Regions from separate parts of the Homo sapiens genome. Here region 1 is linked to region 2. A link is a loop called in an ENCODE intact Hi-C map of the cell type or tissue named here. Cell type or tissue: mammary epithelial cell. All regions are shown on one strand. Links, peaks and the distances in the headings refer to the core of each region. The heading gives the core; the rest is flanking DNA. Region 1 overlaps FOXO3 (forkhead box O3). Region 2 has its middle 31 kb from the start of LINC00222.

Region 1 (11,211 bases), core at 1,256-9,255, 130 kb after region 2:
CGTCCGCTTCAGCCCTTCCAAACCATGTTTACCTTGTGGAGACTGTCCACTCACCCAGACACCAGCTGCATGTGCTTCCCCTGGAACACAGAGAGGTTTTTGTCTGGAAGCAACATGTGGTATCAATTTATCTTTCTCAGCAACGACAACAAGAAATCTGCTCACTTTAAAAATAAAAAGCGAGTTGTGTAATTTAACTCTTAAAAGCCCCTGCTTTTTTTTTTTCTTTAAAGACAACCCCCTCCTCTCTCTTTTTTTTTTTGAGGTGGGGTGGGGTGGGGTGGGAGGAGGACTGTCTGGAGCAGCAAAATGAGTTATGGTTAACTCCAAAGCCAGGCCCACTACTTCCCACCAGGCCGACTGCAGGCGTCTCCTGGTCCTTACAAGGAATTTCAGGGGAAAGCACTGGAAAGGACTGTCTTTCAATACAGTGCTCACCCACTTTGTGTACAGGACCAGCATTTCAAGTGGGTCTCACTGCTTGACTTGTGGGTACTGACAATTCAGAATGAGGTTGCCAAATGCCTGAATTCTAACATACGCGTCTGCTGAACCACAGATGACAAAGGTTTTTTGAACAGCCCAATGGAACCCCAATTCACAGGGAGACCCAGAGGTCTGCGTGCCACAGGAGAGCACTGCAAACAGCTAGCTTCAGGAGCAGGCCCGGGTGGGCGCCTTCGGTGTATAATGACAGGATCTTTCAAAGGCAATTCTCTGGAAGAGGCCCTCAATTTCCCTTCAGTAGTAGTTCTTCACCCCGCCTATTAGAATCACCTGGGGAGACTTTAAACACTCACATCCCAGTCTCAGAGGTTTTGATTCAATAGATGGGGTAAGGCCTGGATATAGGTACATTTTTACAGCTCCCCAGATTATTCTAATGTGCAATTAGGGCCAAGAACCAATGGTCTTTCCTCCTTATATTTCCATTGACTGAGGATCTGATTCCAATCTAATGATTCCCAGTCTCCTTAGATCTGGTAACATAGCACAGTAACTTCCTTTAAGTCCAAGTTTCCATCATTGAGAAGATAAAGGTGAGAACTGGGATGAGAGATTAAAGCTGTGATTTTATGTGCAGAATAAGAGCTAGGGTAATTTTATTTTATTTTAGGTAACTGAGGTCCAGATCTGCTTTTCTTTTGAAAATCATGAGGTGAGGGGAAAGATCCTTGACCTTACCCTGCCTTGGGGACAGTCACCTCATTCTGCTCTGTGATGCTTCTCCACCCAGCATGCACAGGCATGGACAGAAAGAAGGCATGTGGACTTTCACAAAACTAGGAATTGATATAGCCAAAGAAGGAAGGAATGGAACACTAACTGATCCTTGTAATTTCCTTAGATATTGCTAGAATCTAGTTTTTAGCTGCCTACTCCCTTCTGCTAGATTTTATCTACTTTGGGACTAAGATGTTGTTCAAAAGCAGGTGCAGAAAGTATGACAGCATAAAAATGTATCTGAGATCAGAGAGAGTTATTACGTCATATATAATACCAGCTATAATGGCCAAAACCAATTTTCAGATTGAGAAGAAAACATAAACTTTCATGTAAAAGATTGCACAAACAACCTGATATGTAAATCTAGCTCCACTCTACTCTTGCCTAAAGCTTAAAAGTTTAAACCATTAAGGGACTTAAAAAAAAAAAAAAAGACGATGCTCTAAAGTAAACATTGTTGGGAACTTGGCTGAATAATTAAATTTCCAGTTAGAAACAAGATTTCCCGTTAAACTGCTGACGATAACCCTCTACCCACAGAGATGGCCTTTGGAAACTAACATTTAAGTTTTCAAGCAGCAAGCAAGCGACAGGTTCTGGTCCCTCATAAAAAGAATAAAATCATCATCTGGTCATCAGAATAATGAATCAATTTTCTATCCAAACAAAATGAGACATATGAGGCTTTCCCAAGGGGAGAAAGGGCTGGGTACACAATTTATCCTGCCCTCAACTGAAAAAGAAATCCTAGATAGGAAGAAAGTTCTCTTAAATAGCATGAAAAAGATGACTACCACTATACTCCACACACGGTTCTGTTGGGTTTTCTAGGGTGGATTTTATTTTCATATTAATTATTATTATTTTTTCTTTTAGTAATCTTCTTTTCAAGCTCTTCCACAGCTGTTTGTGCTCTTGGAGGGCAAGAGAGAACATTCCATTCCTCACAGCCAAACCTGCACTTCCGGCACACAGAGAACCCTGGCAGTCTTGCAACCTCTGCCCACACCCACTCCCTGCAGCATCCTGCCCCTCCCCACAAACTCTCCTATTTCTAGCCCCAGGTCCCTCTCCCCATAGACTGAGGAAGAAGCATCTAAAGGCGTGCAGTCAGCGAGATGACAGTCCCAGAAAGTAGGTTAAAGCTGCAGCATTTGGATGCCCCTGTTGTCTTTCTCCAAGCTTCTCCTGTGATGTTATTGAATCTGTTTCCCCTTCCCACAAGGTGCTCAGCAAACACATGCTACTGAAATTCTCTTTTAAGACCATGCTCAAATTAGCCACACAAAATGGTTGCCTCAAAGAGTTAACAGGCATGAAGTTATAAAAGCCATGAAGTGGAACAGAAATAGTTTTATTATTAATATTCACTTAGCTTAAACAAAATAAGGCTGCACCTTTTTCCAGTTTGAAAACTTACTGTGTGTGGAAATCGAATAAAAGGGCATAGGAAACATGCATCCAGAACTCAGGAGCACATCCAAGAATTTAGCATCACTTTCATGACATATGACAAGCAACCAGGGCAGGAAGCTCAGTAAAAATAGCAATAGCTGGGGAACATGGAGAGGGCCAGGAAACCCTCTTTCTATGAAACAGGCAGCCCCAACTTCACAGTCGCAGACCCTGAGGACCAAAGAGGCACAGTGCCACACCTGAATCCAATCAGCTCCTAAGTGTCAACAGAGCAGAGACAGACTCACACCACCTGGCCTTGAGGTGTAACCCACCACCCAGAAAGAGAACATTAGTACCAATGTCTGGATTAGCACACTAATAGCAAAGATAAAATGCAGGGTGCAGTCTGGCTCTTTAAACCAGATACCATGTTTTACTATAGCTTTAGCACCCGGCAGAGGGCCTGGTACATAGTAGGGGGTCAAAAAATTGTATCTGTTTAACCATTGAATTAATGGGAAGGGGGCAGGAGCCACAAAATAGACCTGAATTATACTTTAACATGAGATGTGATAAAACATTGAGACCAAAGAATGTCCTACATGAGTGAAGATGGAAGTAAGCTTCCACTGCAAAATGTGAAGTAGCATCTAGGTTGTTCTCAGGTTGAAAAGTCTCATCACTGGTATTAACTTCAATTAAACAGCCCAATTTCCAAAAACCTGAAAATATATACCAACAAGTAGGCTTTAAGGTCTCTAGAATAAGAGATGGAAAGAAGGGCAAACTGATAGGGTGTGTGCTACTCGGTGGAGCAAGGCCTTAGCAGGCATTTCAGGTCCATCCAGGGTGAAGAGCCGGCTCTCCACCTGTCATGGGATGCCATGGGGCCCCCATTACTTGGTAATTCAGTTGGCTCAGAGTCCCAGGCACACTCAAAACCACAAATAACACATTCTGGTTCTAAAGTCTCCTCTACACAAGCACCTAGGTAACAAGAGAAATCCCAAATCAAGTCTACTTCACCTACAATCTGAAGGAAATTCATGTATGTGGTGCCTACCAGGGCCAATGCTCTGTGCTTGACAAATTTGATCTCATTTTATTTTCTAAACAAGCCTGTCAGGAGGAAACTGAGGTGCAGAAAGGTTAAGCAATTTGTCTAGTGGGTGGTGGTGCTAGAAATCAAGCCTGAGGCTAACTTCAAAAGTGAAGCTCTCACCACTGCACTGTGTATTTCCTTCTGAAGTCACCAAACTGACCAAGGAGGGAGGCACCACTAACAAGTGACCAAGGAATAAGAAGCTTTAAAGACTACAAAATCTGTGTGATTCAATTAAATGTTCAGCATGTGGTCCCTAGGCTTATGAAAGGGATGGAAAATGTGGAAAAATGATAAGCCATGAAGCAAGCCTTGTTGGAGCCACATCTGCCCATCTGCTAACACTAATTTTTTAGAAATGACACCTTTTCTCAGACAGACCTCAAAGGGACACTACTATCATGTCCTAACCTGAACTGGGATCACTATTTTGGGGAATGCCCAAATATTACTATAGCCATAAACTGAACTTCTACATATCCAGGCTTTCCTTGGTGGCACGTCTGGAGGCTTCTGTGTTCTGGGAGAATTAGCCTGTGACTACGTCAAGCCAATATCACCTGGCTGTCCCTGGCAGGCCTATTCAGGCCCTAAAACAGCTGGCACCACGTTACGGATCCTCAAGCCAGAAACATCAAGCAAATGTCTGCTAGTGCCTGGCCCTTGCTATTATGAGGCTTAATCTGAAACAGGGACTCAGCTCTATACTATTTAAAACATGTAATTAGTTTATTATTGAGCCAGAAAAGATGAGCTTGCTCTAAAACTATGTGAATCTTAAAATATGATGCCTTTTGCCTGCCAACTGACGACGTGATCAGGATACTTCTGTTTAACCTCAATCAAAAACTCTGGTAGAAAACTGCTTTAAGGTTACATATGCCTACTATTTTATTATTTGTCTTCTGGCATCAAAACCTGCAGAAACAAATCACTGACAATGCAAGCACATTACAGGGATGGATGTGGAGGTGCTGAGTGGGTGAGTTAAACAGCTTGAGAGTTTGACATCTGAAATCCAGGAAAACTGCTTTTCTGTTCTTAGTTTACAATCCCTTCCTTCACATGAAATTTACTGGCTTTAGCGTCACACATACAAACACAACTGCTTCTAGCTCTTCAGATGTTATGGCTCAGAAAAACCGTTCCTTTTTGTCTTGTTATTTCAAGAGCAACTGATTTCTTTTTGGTAGCTCTGAAATATATGCCAGTGTGTGGGCACAGTCACACAGCTACGCACAGGCCCACACCCTGGAAAGATTGGAAGGAGTGGAGACACATTTTTCAGCTAGGAAAGGAAAAAGTTTGGGTTAGCATTTATAAAACAGACAAGTGTGCATGCATTTGGAAGCAGGCTATCTTCCAAGTGTCAATGTTAATTATCCTAATAGTCACTGTAAATCAAGGTGTTACCAGTGAAAGAAGCAGAGAAAGTAAATGCTACACACCAGAATACCCCATGTTGGCTACTGCAAACAAAACAATTGATGTATATTTTCTGTACGGAAATAAAGAGTACGATGCAGTCAATTCTGTAAAATGACTTGGGCTAATAGTATCTTCTGTCCCCTCCACACCTCACTGAAATTCAGCTCTAATGAGGAGCCTCCCGAGGGACTGCCTTCTTTAACCTATACCTCATCTGCATATTCAGTATTTCACCATAGTGGTTTTGCAAGATTTTTTTTTCTTGTTCAAAACCACAGGATGCAAAAGCGGCTGATGACCAATATAATGGTATTATGAAATGCTGACCAAGTCAACTATTTATTCCACGACACTCCTGGGTGCTAATTACACACACAGATGAGCATCAGAAAGCTCAAAAGTTCACAAAAAAAGATCAAATAAAGAAAGGACATTTCCAGTAACTAAAGAACTAGGCACTGATTGCATTTTTCTGAAAAAACATTCACTGAGCCACTCAGATACCCCTGTATTCTAACTTAAAATCTAGGGTGTTCCCAAATGTGTAAGTTAATTATTAGCACTACCCCTAAACTATGATGAATGAAGCAGACTGAATGCACATGAGATAAAATCATAGTTTTTCTAAAGGCCATAACAGAAATGCAGTATTTTATTGTAGCAGGCTCTAATCTACTTCATGTACATGCTAGGTAAACTTGAAAGCACTTAAGAAACTGGAAATACAAGCATCAGTAGTGTAATATCTATCACCCAAAGGGCAGGAGAAATAGTATTAACTGGCAAGGACAGTCATGCAAGAGACTATAAAAGCTGAACACACAGTAGAAATAGAAAATTCCTATAACTGGGTGCCTCAGGGGCTAAAAGAACGTAGGAAACAGTTCTTTTAGACCCTGCTTGTGGCTGGAGGAGACAGAAGAGTCTAAGAGGGAGGGGTCAGAATACGGTGGAGAGTTGGAGGGTGAGCCCACTCCTCAACCAGCACGTGTCCCTGTGCTCCAGGGCTCACTGGTCCCACCATATTAGCAGTCAGTGACTCTAAGGGCATTCCTGAGGATGCAGGACCCCTGACCTTATAACTACCTCCTTGGTTAAGTCTGAGTTGGCAGGGTCAGCCCTTGGATTATCTCCCCAAACTTTCTGGAACTCTTTAACTTGGTCCTCCTGAAATTTCCAGCCCTTTCCCTTTAGTCAGGTTTTTCATTTGCTAATGGGAACGATGTGTGGGCTCATAATACGATCAGGTACTAGGTCTTTCCCTAAGGATTAACAAATCATTAAATATATGGGGGCCATTGAGAGTAATCCCTTCACATCAAGACAAGGGAGGACAAATATGAAGAAACAGATGTTTCTGAGCCATTTTCAGGTTCAAAGTAACACACAACAAACGTCAAGTAACACACAACTCTCTGAGGCATTATGTGGAATGTTAGCTGTTTCTCTAGACACAAGCTCATCAGATCCTTTCAAACAGCTATAAACTAAGGAGTTTTCTGAAGAAAGACAGCTGAGTCCTGATATTAATTTGTGGATAGAAAGGGAAGTAGGGGCCAGGCACAGGGCTCACACCTGTAATCCCAGCACTTTAGGAGGCAGAGGCAGACAAACGGCTTGAGCCTGGGAAGTGGAGGTTGCCATGAGCCAAGATCATGTCACTGCATTCCAGCTTGGGCAACACAGTGAGACCCCCATCTCAAAAAAAAAAAAAAAAAAAAAAAAAAGCTGAGGGTGGTGGTGAACTAGGGATATCAGCTACTTATAAGATTAACAAATCTCCATTTGGAGAACAATTTGCCAGGGGTTTCTTGTGTTACTGAATGTCTTTGCTTTGTCAAGCAAAGTACTGACGGGTCTTTGTTCTAGACTATCTTTCAAGGTAGGACTATCTTTCATCTGCACAGTGAGCAGCCTTGAAAGGTAGTCATAGTGTCTCCCTCCAGAGCAAAGGGCAGACATACTTACTGCCTATTACAAATGATTTAAGATCCCTAAGCTCAAGGTTCCTGCACAACCCACTACATGTGCAGCCATCAACCTGGGCCTATCTATGTCACCCCTGTGGGATTCGGGGGCAAGGAAGAACCAATGCAAAATAGACTACTGCTCATGCTGGCTGCTGTGCCATGAGAGAATAACAGATCCCTTTGCCTCTGACCCAAGAGTTTGGCGTCTGGTAGGGGCAAATCTGAGACACTTGTAGTCCTTTTTTTTTTTTTTTTTTTTTTTTTAAGAGATAGGTTCCCACTCTGTTACCCAGGCTGGAACGCACTGGAGTGCAGTGGTATAACCACAGTTCACTGCAGCCTTGAGCTCCTGGGCTCAAGTGATCCTCCTACCTCAGCTTCCTGAGAAGCTGGAAACACAGGTGTGCGCCCCTACACTTCACTAATTTTTTATTTTTTTTTGTAGAGATGGGGTCTCACTATGTTTTCCAGGCTGGTCTCAAACTCCAGGCCTCAAGCGAACCTCCTACCTCAGCCTTCCAAAGTGCTGGGATTACAGGTGTGAGCCACTGTGCCTGGCCACTTTGCCATTCTTGACAGTCCACTGCTTTAGCTTGTGAACTGATTATTTCCTTAACCATGAAAGATAAAATTGGGCAATGATCATCTCTAGCCATCTTTCTTCTCTTCTCCTATGTAAAATAAGAAGGAATACAAGATAATAGGATGAGAAACAAAAAGCAAGAGAGGCAGACATACATGGCTCCAGCACTCTGAATGCTCTGACCTGGCTCTGCCAACGACCCTTAAGGCTTTACGACAATAAACCATTAATCAAAGGGAGCAGGGGTGAGAAGACCCCCAGAGAGTCATTTTCAGTGTTTCATCTACATTAGTCACCATCTTTTTCAGCTGTTACTCAATGTTGCGGTTTGCTTGTGGGAAATAGAGCTAAGTGAGCAGCAGGTTTAGGTTTATTTCTTTTTACCTTCCTCTTCCACCAATACAAGAACAGACACCTTATGTCCATTCCTACTCCCATCTCCCTGACAACTGGGCTGCCTCATCTCAAGGCAGTCCTAACAGTACTGAGTTTCTGCAGGGTCCAGACAGATTCCATTATGGAGTCCTGGGCCAGGAAACATTTCTCCTCAGTTCTTCGACTTGTCTATGGACTGCCCTCAATTTTACCTTGGCAGAGGTGCTTCCAGGTCTCTCCCCTCGCCACAGTGACTTTGCTGTTGTAAAGTGTCGTGAATGTAGACACCTAGGATTCCCTCCTCTTTCCACTTAGCTCTCCCACATAAATTTTCTTCTTTCTTCTGACAGTATTTAGTAGCTTTAGATCTCTGTGAAGGAAAATGGACTAGGCATTGCCTGTGAACCAACAGCAAACACATACGATGACATTTATAGACTCTCTCCAAGTTTCCAAAAAAAGAGTTAATTTTCTAGCTTATTAATGATGAGCCAGGAGGCTTTATCATGAAATACAGAATTTTATGACATCTCATTTGCCACAGTTTTGTAAAGAGGAAATTGGTATTTTCTTTTCCCTCCCCTTTCCTCTTGGATAACCTATTTCAATTTTGGCAAAAGGAGGGGGTATATTCACTATGGTGTTCACGGACATCTACATGTCTAGTACCTCTGAAATGATACTGGATTGTTGCCACATGGTCAAATAATGTGCTCTTTGATAATTATCAATTAGAATGCTATAAAATGGGCCAGTAGTTCCACTCTGCTCATACTGTGTGGTGTTTTGGCCACCAAACACAGGCCTTCTTTGGTTTCTCCCTACATCAATCAGAAAATTCTGTTAATTTGCTGTGATGCTATTTGTGGACATGCATGGAAAAGAATGCAGGCATCCAGGAGTAAATTAGGGTCAACTCACTCCACTTAGGCAGCAGGACACCAGCACAGCACTCCAGCTACAATAAACATTATGCAGGGACCCCAGTTTGGGCTGAGTGGCAAGGCCTGCAGAAATAAGGAACTATTAGCAACAACTTGCAAGTAATCAATTTTTAATGCTTCCAGTCTAGGGTAGCTGCCAAAGAATTTGGCCAAAGCCATCATTTTAAAAACACCAATTTAAGCTACAGTGAGGTATTCTTACTATAGTAAACAGGTTTTAGTTTGTCTGTCTAAATTCATATATGAGGTTTAAAAACAGAAAAAAGTAAGGTTTAAAATTTAAATACTACTTGGACATTTTAAAACTCCCGTGGTTTTTCTGTCCTTTTACCTGATAGCTCTCTTTTGTGCAGTACTACGCTTAGTGATGATTATTACAATTGTTATTGGGGGGAAGGTACATAAGATATGGAGAAGTCACATCAGATCATAAGAAGGAAAGTGGGAAGAGTTAGATAGCAAAAGAGATACATCTCTTTCTTTTATGTTGGAGATGCCTGGCATGTGGAAGACTCAACACATTTTCTCGAAAGCATAAATGAATTCTCCCTTTATTTTCTCTTCTGAACTAAACCATGCTGAGTAAGGTTAGCATCTGCAATAAAATGCAGGAGGAAAGAAGCAGACATTCTTCCAGCACTAAAGAAGTACACATTCTCTTTTCCCAGGTTTCCCATCTCCAAGAAAACCTACCTTTAGCAATCGAAGTCACAGGAATAAACTATCAAACTTAAATAAACTAGGTTATCTGCCTTAAACTTCAGAAGCATTTAGAAGTTTAAAATCTGAATAGAAAATTAAGTTCTATTAGAAGTTATACTCATGCTTCAAAAAGACAACACAATTCAAATACAGCAGTAGAGGACATTTTGTTTTTAATTAAGATTTGGGAAAAAAAAATTTGGATTGGTTGGTGAAAGTGTTAAAGTGGGTGCAAAGTTTTTGAAGGACTGTTTATCACTATCTGTTGATACTGCACACAACCTTTGACTTAGTAGAACAGACTACTCCATTCTTCTCTTATTCATTACTCACACAATGCCAATTTTTAGCTGGGCCCAGACAAAAAGACTACATTCCTCAGCCTTCTTCGAAGTTAGATGTGGCTATGTGACTTAGCTTTGAAAATAGAATGACATGGAAGTGGAAGAGTTCCATGCAAGACTATTTAAAGGCAGCTACTCAGGTGAGAGATGAGTCTCTTCATTCGTGCTGTTTTTCCTCCTTTTGGCCTCCATTCGGATGGACCATGAGGAGACCCTGAGGATGAAAGCCACTTGCTGAGATGAGAGGGCAGAGAATAAGAGGAGTCTGAGCATCAATCACTTCTTACAGTGGCCACACAAGCCCTAGACTTCTTTTACATGAGAATAATTCACTATTAAATTTGTTTTCCATTAGCCAAACCTAATCCTACCTGATAACTCAACAATTCTATTTTTAGGAATTAATTTTACTGACATGCCCTCCTGCATGTTATCTCTGTGTGTATACACACACTCTCTCTCAACTTTAGTATAAATTAGATTTTTTAAAAATTATAAAATTCCAAGCATTAATAATGGTAATTAGAGGTTTCTGTTCATGTTAAGATAATGCAATAGAAACACCTAACAAGAAAGACTTTTATGTGCCTATATTCTATACCTACCCTGATGTATGTGTCATCAGGCACTTTAAAAGTGCTTTTCAGTGAATGACTTGTATGTGTGCTGGGTTCTATCATCTTCTAATGTTGCCGACTGGCAGGGCTAACAGTAATCCTCCTGGCCCTGAAGTTTTAGAAGTTCTCATGTGGAGGCCATTAAGGATAGGGACTTAATACATTTATAGCTAAGAGGCTATATTATGATGAGGCTATTGACACTTCTTGTTTTGGGTCAACCTGGATTTCAAGAAAAAAAAAAAAAAAGCAATTCTGGGGATTCAAGACAAAAAAAATGAATCATGGGAAAGAAGGCTCGAAGAGAGGCTTACATATGGTCTTACCATTTACTGGGAATTAATTCAATGGTAACAGAATATATAGGGTTATTTCTACCAATCATGGGAATTTTGTCTGGGCCAATGCCTTAGCAACAATTTTCACAAAACTATCAGAAAATAACATCAACAGCCAGTGAGCACAGATTATCCACAACATACCAGGATATTGTAACTTGGTTAAGTTTATGCTTTTCTAAC
Region 2 (11,211 bases), core at 968-8,967:
GAGTGTTGAGGGAAAATAGCTAACTTAGAATTCTATACACAGCTAAACTATCATTCAAGAATGAGGATGAAATAAAAAGACATGCCATTTACATTTATAGTTTTTAAAAAACTATGTTATTCATAAATCTAATAAATGACATGAAACTTTTACAAAGAAAGCTCTAAAACCTCACTGAAAGATAGAAAACCTGAAGAAATGATGAGATACACCCTGTTTATGTATGGAAAGACAACAGCTTAACAGTAGCAGCTTTCCTAAATTTATACTATTAATAAATTCTATTCAAAATCCGTGGAGAATTGTTTTCACTGACCTCGATAAGCATATCAGAATATCCATCCAGAAAAATAAAGGGGTTAAGAACAGCCAAAACAATTTTTTTTTAAGCGACGGGATCTCACTGTGTTGCCCAGGCTGGAGTGCAGTGGCACAATCATAGCTCACTGCAGCCTCTAACTCCTGGGCCCAAGTGATCCTCCTGCCTCAGCCTCCCAAAGTGTTGGGCTTCCAGGTATGAACCATGGTGCCTGGCCACAATTTTGAGACAGCATAAAGAGAAAGGATTCACCCTAACAGATAGCAAAACTTGTTTTTAGTTAATTTTATAAATGAAGTGAAGAGGGGGTGCAACTTCATTCTTTTGCATATGCCTATCCAGTTATCTCAATATCATTTGTTGAAAAAGAGTCATCTTTTGTCGTTTAATATCTTGTACCCTTGTTATATTGAGAGTAAATGTGGGGCAAATAAAATATACTTAACAAAAATGAACTTATTTTATGAATAAAATTAAAATTAAATTTTATTTAATTTTTTGTATATACATATATACATATATATACACATACACATACATTTACATATATGTATATATATATTTTTTTCCTTTTGAGACAAGGTCTCGCTCTGTCACTCAGGCTGAAGGCTGAAGTGCAGTGGTTAAATAATTAAATAAGTAATTAAAATATTTGGATGCAGGGTGGTGATGGCGGCCACCGGGGCTGTGGAAGTGGGGTCCCCGGGGTCAGCCGTTGCCCCCTCGCCCGCCCTGGACTTGCTGCCTGCCCTGGGTCATCTGTTCTGGCCCATCAGCGCCGAGGACAAGGAGCAGCAGCCCACCCAGATCAAGTCACTGTGCATGAACTGTTACCGCAATGGCATGACGCGCCTCCTGCTCACCAAGATTCCCTTCTTCAGAGAAATAATCGTGAGCTCCTTTTCCTGCCACCACTGTGGCTGGAACAACACGGAGATCCAATCGGCAGGCAGGATCCAGGACCAGGGAGTGCGCTACACTTTGAGCATCAGGGCTCTGGAGGACATGAACAGAGAAGTGGTGAAGACTGACTCTGCTACCACAAGGATTCCTGAGCTAGATTTTCAAATTCCTGCCTTTAGCCAGAAAGGAGGTCTGAACACTGTTGAAGGATTGATCACCCGTGCTATCTCTGGCCGGGAGCAGGACTAGCCTGCGCGAAGGGCAACAAAGATGCCACAGCTGAAAGAATTGATGAGTTCATTGTCAAACTGAAGGAGCTAAAGCAATCAGCCTCCCCTTTCACTCTGATCATTGATGATCCCTCAGGGAACAGCTTTGTGGAAAACCCACAGGCTGCTCAGAAAGATGATGCCCTGGTGATCACACACTACAACCAGACCCGACAGCAGGAAGAGATGCTGGGGCTCCAAGCAGAAGCACCAACAGAGAAGCCAGAAGAGGAAGATCTCAGAAATGAAGTGCTCCAGTTTAACACAAACGGCCCAGAATGCAATGCCCCCACTCAGACCAACATGAAGCTAGTACAAATCCCTCACTTTAAGGAGGGACCAAGTACAAGAACTGCGTGCATCAGACCAATGAGGTGAAATCTGGAGAAGCAGTAGAACCCTTGGGCACCAGGATCACCCTCCACATCACAGGTCCCTCAGATATGACCAGAGACCTCCTCAAGTCTGAGACTTGTAGTGTGGAAATCCCAGAGCCAGAATTTGACTGGGAATGGCCATCCTCAGGTGCAAGTTCACCACACTAGAAGGGCTGCTGAAAGATATCTGGGAACTGGTGACCAAAAACCCTTTCACACTGGGCGACAGTTCCAATCCTGGCCAGACGGAGAGACTGCAGGAGTTTAGCCAGAAGATGGACCAGATCATCGAAGGTAACATGAAGACCGACTTTATTATGGATGATTCAGCAGGAAACAGTTACTTGCAGAATGTGTATGCAACTGAAGATGATCCTGAGATGAAGGCGGAGCATTATAAGCACACCTTTGACTAAAATGAGGAGCTAGAGCTCAATGACATGAAGACAGAGGGCTATGAGGCAGGCCTGGCTCCACAACGGTAGCAGTGGGTGGGTCAAGGGCCAGCTCTCCAGCGCTGCTCATTCTGCAGGTTATTTATTAGTATTGGAAGAAGGCTGGGAGTGTCTTGCCCACCAGCCCTTGCCCATGGTGGGGAGGACATCTTGTCTGAGTCAGAGATCTAGGCACATTTTCTAAACAGCTTGTAATGCAAGTGTGAGCCTATTGTGTTACTTGACCTTATTTTGAGGCTTTGAATTGGCCTAGGAAGAAACCCAGAAATGAACCAGGGGTATGTCATTATCACTTTTTTCATATCAAGTCTTTACCCTCCCTCCACATAATGCTCTGTCCTCTAAGGTTGGAACTCTGAAGTTGGAGAAAGTGGAATAAAATTACACCTGGAAAATGAAATAAAATATTCTGGTATCAGCATTTAGCTAAATAGATCAATGGGGCAAATTTTCTGAAAAAGTTAGAAACACACATAAGTAGGAACTTAGGATATAAGAGGTGACACTGCAAATCAGCAGGGAAAGGATGACTATTCAATAAATGGCACTGTGACTATTGGCTAATAATATTTTCTAAGAGAAAAATTAGATTCGTACCTCACTGTGTGAACAAAAATAAATTTCAGATGTGTTAAGGAAAAGCAGTAAACATTTAGACAGAACTACAGGAAAATATTTCAATGACATCCAAGGAGGGTAGGGTTTCTTAAACAATACAAAACCAAAAATTATCATGGAAAAGTGAGAAGTTGAAGTAGATAATTTTTTTAAACTTCTTAATGACAAATGGCACTAACAGCAAAGCAAGAAGACAAACACAGACTTGGAGAAAATAGTTATATCCCACATTTCCAACCAAAGATTACTATCCAAAATGTACAACTAGTTCCTACAAATAAGCAAGAAAAAGAGCAACAACCGAACATCAAAAAAGCTTAAGGATGTTAACAAGCAATCGGCAAAAGAGGACATTTAATGGTCTATAGACGCATGAAAATGTGCTCGCCTTTATTAGTAGTCAAGGAGATGCAAATTAAAACAAATAGATACTATTTCATGCCTATTAGAGTGGGAATTTCTTGAAAAAACTCTGACAATACCAAAAGTTGATGAGAATGGAGAAATGGATACTTACATCCACTGCTAGTGGGCATGTAAAAATGACAGACCCACTGTAGAGAGCGATTTGGCAACACCTGGTAAAGTTAATGCATAACCTATGACCAAAAATTCTGCCACTATATGTCTAGAAGTTCCCAAGAGACACGTGGGTCCAAGGAGATATGAACAAAAGCACATTCTTTCAGCACTCTGGGTAATAGCTTAAAAGTGGAAACAAGCTACCTGACCTTCAGGAGCAAAATGGGCAAATCAAATGTGGATTATTCATGCAATGCAATGCTGCACAGCCATTAAAATGAGTGAACTAGATCCTTATCACCTACATGGATACATCTAAAATGTGTAATGATAAACTAGAAAGATGCAACATAAATATTTATACAATATAATTTACATAAAATGTAAAGTACATGAAACGATAGTATATATAATTTACTAATATACGTTAAAGATACTCAGATCTTCCTGGTTATGGTTCACATATATGAAGGGGGGAGAGAGAGGCCTCCTAAACCAGGTGTCCGAATATTACAACATCTAGAAAGACTCTTGAACTTACACTTCATAAAAGATAAAAGGAGTGTTTTTTTAAAGAGCAACTGAGCTACTAATGAGAATTTGGCACTATTTATGTTTTTATGTATAAAGAACCCTAAAGGACATTCGATGGATTCTGGTATCGGTTGCCAGTTCTTCTTCACTTAGGAACTGATGCTACTAACCCTTAGTTGGTGGGGCTAAGAGAACAGTTCTGGCCTAGCTCCTGTCTCCTACAGGTCCTTCAGGAGCAAAATGGGCAAACAAAATGTGGATTATACATAGAGTGCAACACTGGGTTATTCTCCCTCACCCAGCCTACTAGTCTGCCCAGAAAATCCCCATCCTGCTTCTGTTGGATTCTTTCCTGTGTTTCCTTTGCCACTTGCTGAAAGTACAGTACCATTCTAGCATCCCAAGTTTTACTTGCTGATTTCTGTTGAAGACTCTACAGCCCAACTCTGCCTTTCTGATGGGTCTGGAAGGCAGTGTGCCTATTCAGTACATGTGCCTATTCAGGGGAGATGCCTCCCTGGACAGGGTTAGCTTTTCTCTAGGTGCTACAATGCTGGGCAGAGGACCTTAAATCTCCTTTGGTTTGGAGTGACAGAACCATAATCCTTCCTGAGCTCCTTTTTTAAACACTCATACATACACACATGCTTTCATATACATGCACATGTACACACACTCAGACAAAAAAATGCACACACAAATACCTACACCACTCCCTTCTCTGCAACAGGAGTCGGGACTGCTTGGTTACTCTAAATCCAGTATCGTATAGGTGTTGTGTGGCAGATCTGATTTTATAATGGAAGACAATGGGAATAATAGGATTTGCTATTCACGAACACATAGATCTCAAATATCAAAGGACAACTGTATGATACCATTGGAACCATTATAACACAGTAGCCGTCTCCCACTTGCCAAGCTCAAAGCATATAACTTTTCTTTTTCACGTTGGGAGCAGAGGTGATTGAATTATACTCCTCAGTTCTTATCCCATTACCGTGACTGTATGTGAGGTCCCTCTCTAGTTTTACAACTGTGCTTCCTTTTATATTCCCCTTTGTGTCTGATTCCACTTTCATTTCCCTTGCCCCCACCCACAGGCATCTGCTGGAATGGGTTTGATATTTGCCCAATTGTTATTTATCCTGTTGCTTTTCTACTGGGACGGCACGGCAAGAGGATGTTTATCTCTGATTCATTATGCTGATTCATTTTTGTTAAGCAGCCACACAATTTCAGGTATAGTGCTGGAGTGGATCCCACTGTGGAACCTAGCAGCCAAACTGAACTGAACATCTGTTTAATTTAAATGGTGGGTCCTGGGGTGTCAGTTCCATTATTTTGTTTGTATTACAAAACTTGGCTTACAAGATCACACTCTTGTTTAAAAAAAAAAAAAAGTGTCCTTTAAATTGGGAAAATGCTCATCTGTCCTGAATGAGTTAAGAGTGCTTCTGCCTGCAAGCAGAGTGTGCGGTGACTCACTGTCCCATGAAGACGCCTTCCCTTCTACCTTAAGACTGCGTCTGTCCCGCAGAACGCCACGTGCGGGCGTCCCTGGAACCTGGCCCATAGGTGGCAGTCTCCCTTCATCGTTCCCGGACTACGAACCTCCGAAGGGCAGCCTGAGAAAGCAGTTGCTTTTGCTTTTTCTTCGGGTTTCCTAATATTTAATGTTCCCTCCACTCACCTTCCCCCTCCATCCCACAGAGAGTGTAGAGATTGCATCCCTGGAGGCTAGCAAACGACAAAAGAAACTTCGTCTGGAACCAGTCAAAGTCGGGAGACCTGCGTTGTGCCGACTCTCGATGCGATTGTTTTGGAATTTTGCTGAAGCTCTCTTGCAGAATTGCTCTGTAAATGGCAAGAAGAAATGCCTTTCACTATAAACAGAAAATAAAGCTTTCACAAGTTGTCATATTTTTAAAAAGCAATCATGCGGATGCAAGTTTTTATCCCCTCTGTTTAGTCTTGCCTCCCCTCCTTGCCAACACACCCCCACAGAATTTGGGATGAATCTTTGCGAGTGAAGTAAAAGTAGGCATTCTCTCCAACATGTGCCCCTCCCCCAGCCCTTCACAGAGCCTATTCAACAAGATATCGAACAGTCATAGGCAGAGACGAGTGTGCGTGTGCATATGAGTGTGCATGTGTGTGCGCGTGTGTGTGTGCGAGTGTGTGTGTATGCAGAGAATACTAGATGGAGAGTCAAAGGGAAACCAAGAGATCCAGAAAAGGGGCACCACCTTCTCACCTTCCTTCCACCCCACTCCTCCTCACCCAAGGAGGGAAGCCAGGTAGAGCGCTCACCCAGCCCCAGGCCCTTTTGGGCGAGCCTGCCCAGTGGGTTTCTAATCAGCCAACACTTTGGGCCGGCCTCCACTGTTTATGGAGCCAAAGGGACTTTAAATCATTAGCCGGTGTCAAAATGCTTGAGGAATGTGCTTGCCTAGGAAGCCACATGGAGTGGTTCATCAGCATTTGTAAAAACCGCCTTGGCAAAAAGATGTTGAACCCAGCACTGGGGGCGGATTGTGTGTATTTCAGTTGAATTAGCAAACAGAATACCTTTTAAATCTTAGCAACACCTGGTTCTGAAAAGGACACCCACTAAAGAAAGGGCTGCCTTGTCTGTGCTGGAAGAGGCTTTCCCTGGCTCAAGGTGCTTCTCCTCTCCAGATCAGAGACCTCATTAGATGCTTGGTCCCTCTTCCTTCCTAAGATGTGCAGAGGCCCGGGAGATTTTCACCTGGACTTTGGGACACAGCCAACACAGGATGTCCTGAGTTACAGCAAGCATTTCTGAATGGAGGTAGCCATTGGTCAGCCTGCTCTAAAGAAGGCCAAGTTCATGTTCCCCCCAAAGGACTAGACCCCGGGGTAGGTGGGGGTTTAGGGGCAGGGGTGAAGAGGGTGTGGGAGGTGGTGAAGGGGAGGGGGTAGAGGAGGGGGTGGGTGGAGAGGGCAGGCATGGAGTGGGTGGAGGGCGCCTGGCAGAAGCCTGGTTCAAGCACGAGCAGAGCCTCCCTGGCCACGGCAGGTGGGCCCCTGACACACAGAAGTCTTCTTCAGAACAGACTTATTGCCTTAGCTGTTTGGCCACTCTCCTGCACACACCTGGAATCACTGGGCATGTCTCTGAGGAACTAAAGCTGATCTCTCCTTGGTAGGCTGACCTCAGCGGAAGAGCTGAGGATACGCCACCTTTTCTCTCTTTAGGCCCTTTCCCTTGAAAAGCTCTGTGAATTAGGATTTTCTCTTCTCAAAGGAAAAATAAAACAGCTTAAAAGCACCATCAAGTCCTCAAAATTCTTTTTTTTTTTTTTGAAATAGTCTTACTCTGTCGCCCAGGCTGGAGTGCAGTGGCACAATCTTGGCTCACTGCAACCTCCACCTCCTGGGCTCAAGGGATTCTCCTGCTTCAGCCTCCCAAGTTGCTGGGATTACAGGTGTGCACCACCAAGCCCAGCTAATTTTGCATTTTTAGTAGAGACGGGGTTTCACCATGTTGGCCAGGCTGGTCTCGAACTCCTGACCTCAAGTGTCCCACCCACCTCAGCTTCCCAAAGTGCTGAGATTAGAGGCATGAGCCACCACGCCTGGCCAGGTTCTCAAAATCTATAAAATAAAGCCTCAGGGGGTTATTTAAATTCTGCTAGAACAGGGGCCCAGCAGACCTTCCTGCTTTGTCTCCCACATCTGCTATTAGACACCACTACGTTCCAGCCCAGCCCTCGGCTCCTCTCATCCCACCCTGCTCGCGGAGATCCTTCTCCCCCAGATCTGTTTCAAATCTCACTGCTTCCATGAACCTGATCCCTCCAGAGTCAGCTACCCAGCCCCACTCTTGCTCTCGTGGGCACCCAGACGTCCCATGGTACCTGAGTGTGCACAGCCTCATGGTTCAGCTGCTGTGCCCGGCCTGCTGTTTTCCTCCAGGACTTGTATGCTTCCTGTGAGCACCCTCCAGCTCTCAGTGTATTTCCCCTAATACTCAGCACTGCATCTCCCAGTCGGCAAAGCTTAACCATTGTTGGTGAGATTTGAAATCAAACCATGTTAGCATATGAAAATAAATACAAGTATCAGGCTTCATCTGACTCCATTCAATGTAAGAGGCACCATTCATTCACTTCTAAAAGAAGAAAATTAGTAATGTAAAACTAGAAATGAATTAGCTAATGAGCAGAGGGACAAAGAATGTTCAGCCTCTCTAGAATGCAAAGACTTCGGAATTGTTTGTGAAAATAAGGAAATGCCAAATTTGACAAATCAAATTAACAAATTTAGAGGAAATTACATTGGTCACCACTGCCAGAGTCACAGTGAGACATGCACTCTGGGGACTGCCAGCAATGCAAATGAGAACAGCACTTCTCCAAAAATTTTATAAAATGTCTCAAGAGTCTTAAAAATTTTTAATTACATATGTGGCTCACATTCCGTTCTATTGAACAATGCTGTATTAGACAACTGCATTTTTTGTAAAAGACAAAGAAAGCTGCCAGGTGATGTTATTTCTGGTTCTAGAATTATGAGTGATTTTAGTTTTGTTCTTTTTTTAGTTTTTGTTTTTTTGATACATGGTCTCACTCTGTCACCCTGGCTGGAGTGCTGAGGCACAATCTCAGCTCACTGCACCCTTGACCTTCTGGTTCAAGAGATCCTCCCACCAAAGCCTCCTGAGTAGCTGGGACTATGGGAGGCACGTGCCACCACACCTGGCTCATTTTTTGATCTTTTGTGGAAACAGGATCTTGTTATGTTGCCCAGGCTGGTCTTGAACTCCTGAGCTCAAGCAATTCTCCTGCCTCAGCCTCCCAAAGTGCTGGGATTACAGGCGTGAGCCACCACCTGGCCTGGTTTTGTACTTTACACTCTTCTGCACACTGTTTTCTCAATAAGCATTTATTTCTAATATTTCACATCTTTTGTGGAGCCTTCCCCAAACTCCAACTGGTGTCAGATGCATCATGACTTTCTACACTTTTTCTCTGCAGCATTCACTAGAGTTGGAAGTTATATGCTGGCTGATCGTTTGATTCATTTCTGCCTGCTCAGCAGATCCTCAAGTCCATGAATCTGGGACCCAGGTCTGTTTTATTCACTTTTGTGTCCCCAGCACTTAGCTCAGTACATAACATGTGGTAAGTATTTAATAAAGACTGGTTAAATGAATGGATGAATAAATGATTAAAGAAAAAAGTTACTTCCTAGAATCAGAAGAATCCAAGTCACTGTAACTATAAAATCAAGGAAGTCATCACATAAGAGCAATATTTGCAAACTTCAGTGAAGAGGTGATCAGCACAGATTTTGGAGGGGCCACAGCCATGAGATCTGCTGCAGGGAGTGCAGCTGATCGAGGGCCCCAGCTGCTGTGCTCTGAATCCATCAACACATCTGAGGCTGCGCTTCCCAGGGGCTGCCCTCAGCCAACCTCTCAGTGTAGCAGGAATAGGAAGGCACGCCTTCTCCTGGGAGAGGTGGGACTTCTGATGGGCAATTTTGGCTCAAGGACGTTCACTGACCTTGTCCAAATTTCCTTCCCTCTCTCCTGTCTTCTCCAGGGTCAGACCTTCATCACACTCTGAGCGTCCTCCCCATCGCCTCTGGCTCCATCCCCATTTTCCATTACAGGTGTGTTCCCCAATAAATTACTTGCATCTCAGAGGACACAAATAACACAAAGAAGGGCATTGCTTCCAAAATTTAAATATATATTATCTACTTTTAAAAATGGCCAATACATGCACATTGTAGAAAATTTGAACAGCAAAAAGTTTTTGAAGTGGATATACTATAAAAGGAAAGTTGTTTTTTTTTTTTTTTTTTTTTTTTGAGACAGAGTCTCGCTCTGTCGCTCAGTCTGGAGTGCAGTGGCACAATCTTGGCTCACTGCAACCTCCACCTCCTGGGTTCAAGTGATTCTTCTGCCTCAGCCCCCCGAGTAGCTTGGACTACAGGCACGTGCCACCATGGCCAGCTAATTTTTGTACTTTTATTAGAGACAGGGTCTCACCGTGTTGGCCAGGCTGGTCTCGAACTCCTAACCTCAGGTGATCCGCTCACCTCAGCCTCCCAAAGTGCTGGGATTACAGGTGTGAGCCACCATGCCCGGCTGGAAAGTTGCCCTCTCATCTCTTTCCTCCGGCCCCTGATTACCTTCTAAATATTCTCCTTCCTCTCTCAGAAGTCAATCTCTGTCTACCCTTCCGCACTATGCACTATTTTTATGTTGCTTTTGTGACTAAGAGTAGAGTATGGAATACTAGTCATGACCATACATACCACACATATATATTAGGCCTCGTTCTTTATATGGCTCCACGGTATTCCATTGCATTTAACTGTTTCCACATTGACAAACATTTAAGTATGTCAAATCTTCACCATGACTACTGTATTACTGTACATTGTCTTTTCATCATGTACATCTGCAAGATAAACTGCTAGAAGTGGGTTTACTGGATCAAAGAGCAAGGATATGCTGAATTTAACTGTCAAATTGCTTTTCACAGAGGTTAGAGCAATTTATACCCCACCAACCTGACTTCACACCATCACCAACACAACGTGTTACCCATCTTTTAATCTTTGCCAGTTTGACAGGTTAAACATATAGCTTTGTGTTTTTCTAGTTATAGGTGAAGTCAAGAATCATTCTTTCATACTTTTAGAAACTGTTTTTATTCCTTTTCAGTGAATTATCTCTTTACACGTTCTGCTCACTACTCTATAGGGTTTTATTGCTCTTTTAAAATTGATTTGTAAGAGGTCTTTATACTTTAGGAAATTTATACTTTGGTTGAGATATCAATGTGTCAGATTTTTCCCAGTTAGAATTTGACTTGTTTTTACTTTGTTTGTGGTGTTTTCTTTTGTCAGGTAGAATTTTTTTTAATTTCAAGATTGTTTAAATTGATCTTTTCTTTTTTCTTTTATAGCTCTACATTCTGAGTCATACTTGGACCTTTTATATTCTGAGATTTTTTTTTAATTCTAAAAATATTTCTAAAAATTATTTTTAAAATTAAAAATTTTCCCATTTCTTCTGGCTCCCTCCCTTCCTCTCTTTTTTCCTTCCTTCCTCTTTACCACATTTTAATCTCATTCCTTTACTGTTTGTTTTGGTGCAAGGTGTGAGTGAGGGATCTGTGGAAGAGGTGCCTAGTTGTTCATCAAATCCATCTCCCCTTCCTCTTGGCACA

What was found. Peaks named below come from ENCODE experiments on the same cell type or tissue, not always from the same donor. Only the 100,000 strongest peaks of a DNase experiment are listed, where the experiment ranks them.
Region 1: a loop joins it to region 2, with 2.6 times the contacts of the local background. A loop is called at or near these places in 7 of 110 quality-filtered maps.

What each region holds. Positions count from the first base shown.
Region 1 is chr6:108,645,187-108,656,397 of GRCh38, reverse strand. All of the region lies in intron 1 of FOXO3 (forkhead box O3), which reads right to left. Among named protein-coding and RNA genes, the nearest start is that of FOXO3, 90 kb to the right of the region's middle. RefSeq lists a silencer at 9,878-10,172. In mammary epithelial cell, for the core only: no CTCF peak of the experiment used is centred there; a DNase peak (open chromatin) is centred at 5,417; H3K27ac peaks cover 1,137 bases.
Region 2 is chr6:108,776,831-108,788,041 of GRCh38, reverse strand. It overlaps the pseudogene ZPR1P1. Among named protein-coding and RNA genes, the nearest start is that of LINC00222, 31 kb to the right of the region's middle. RefSeq lists an enhancer at 5,627-5,676. In mammary epithelial cell, for the core only: a CTCF peak has its summit at 5,577 (motif pointing right); DNase peaks (open chromatin) are centred at 5,221 and 5,541; H3K4me3 peaks cover 651 bases; H3K27ac peaks cover 783 bases.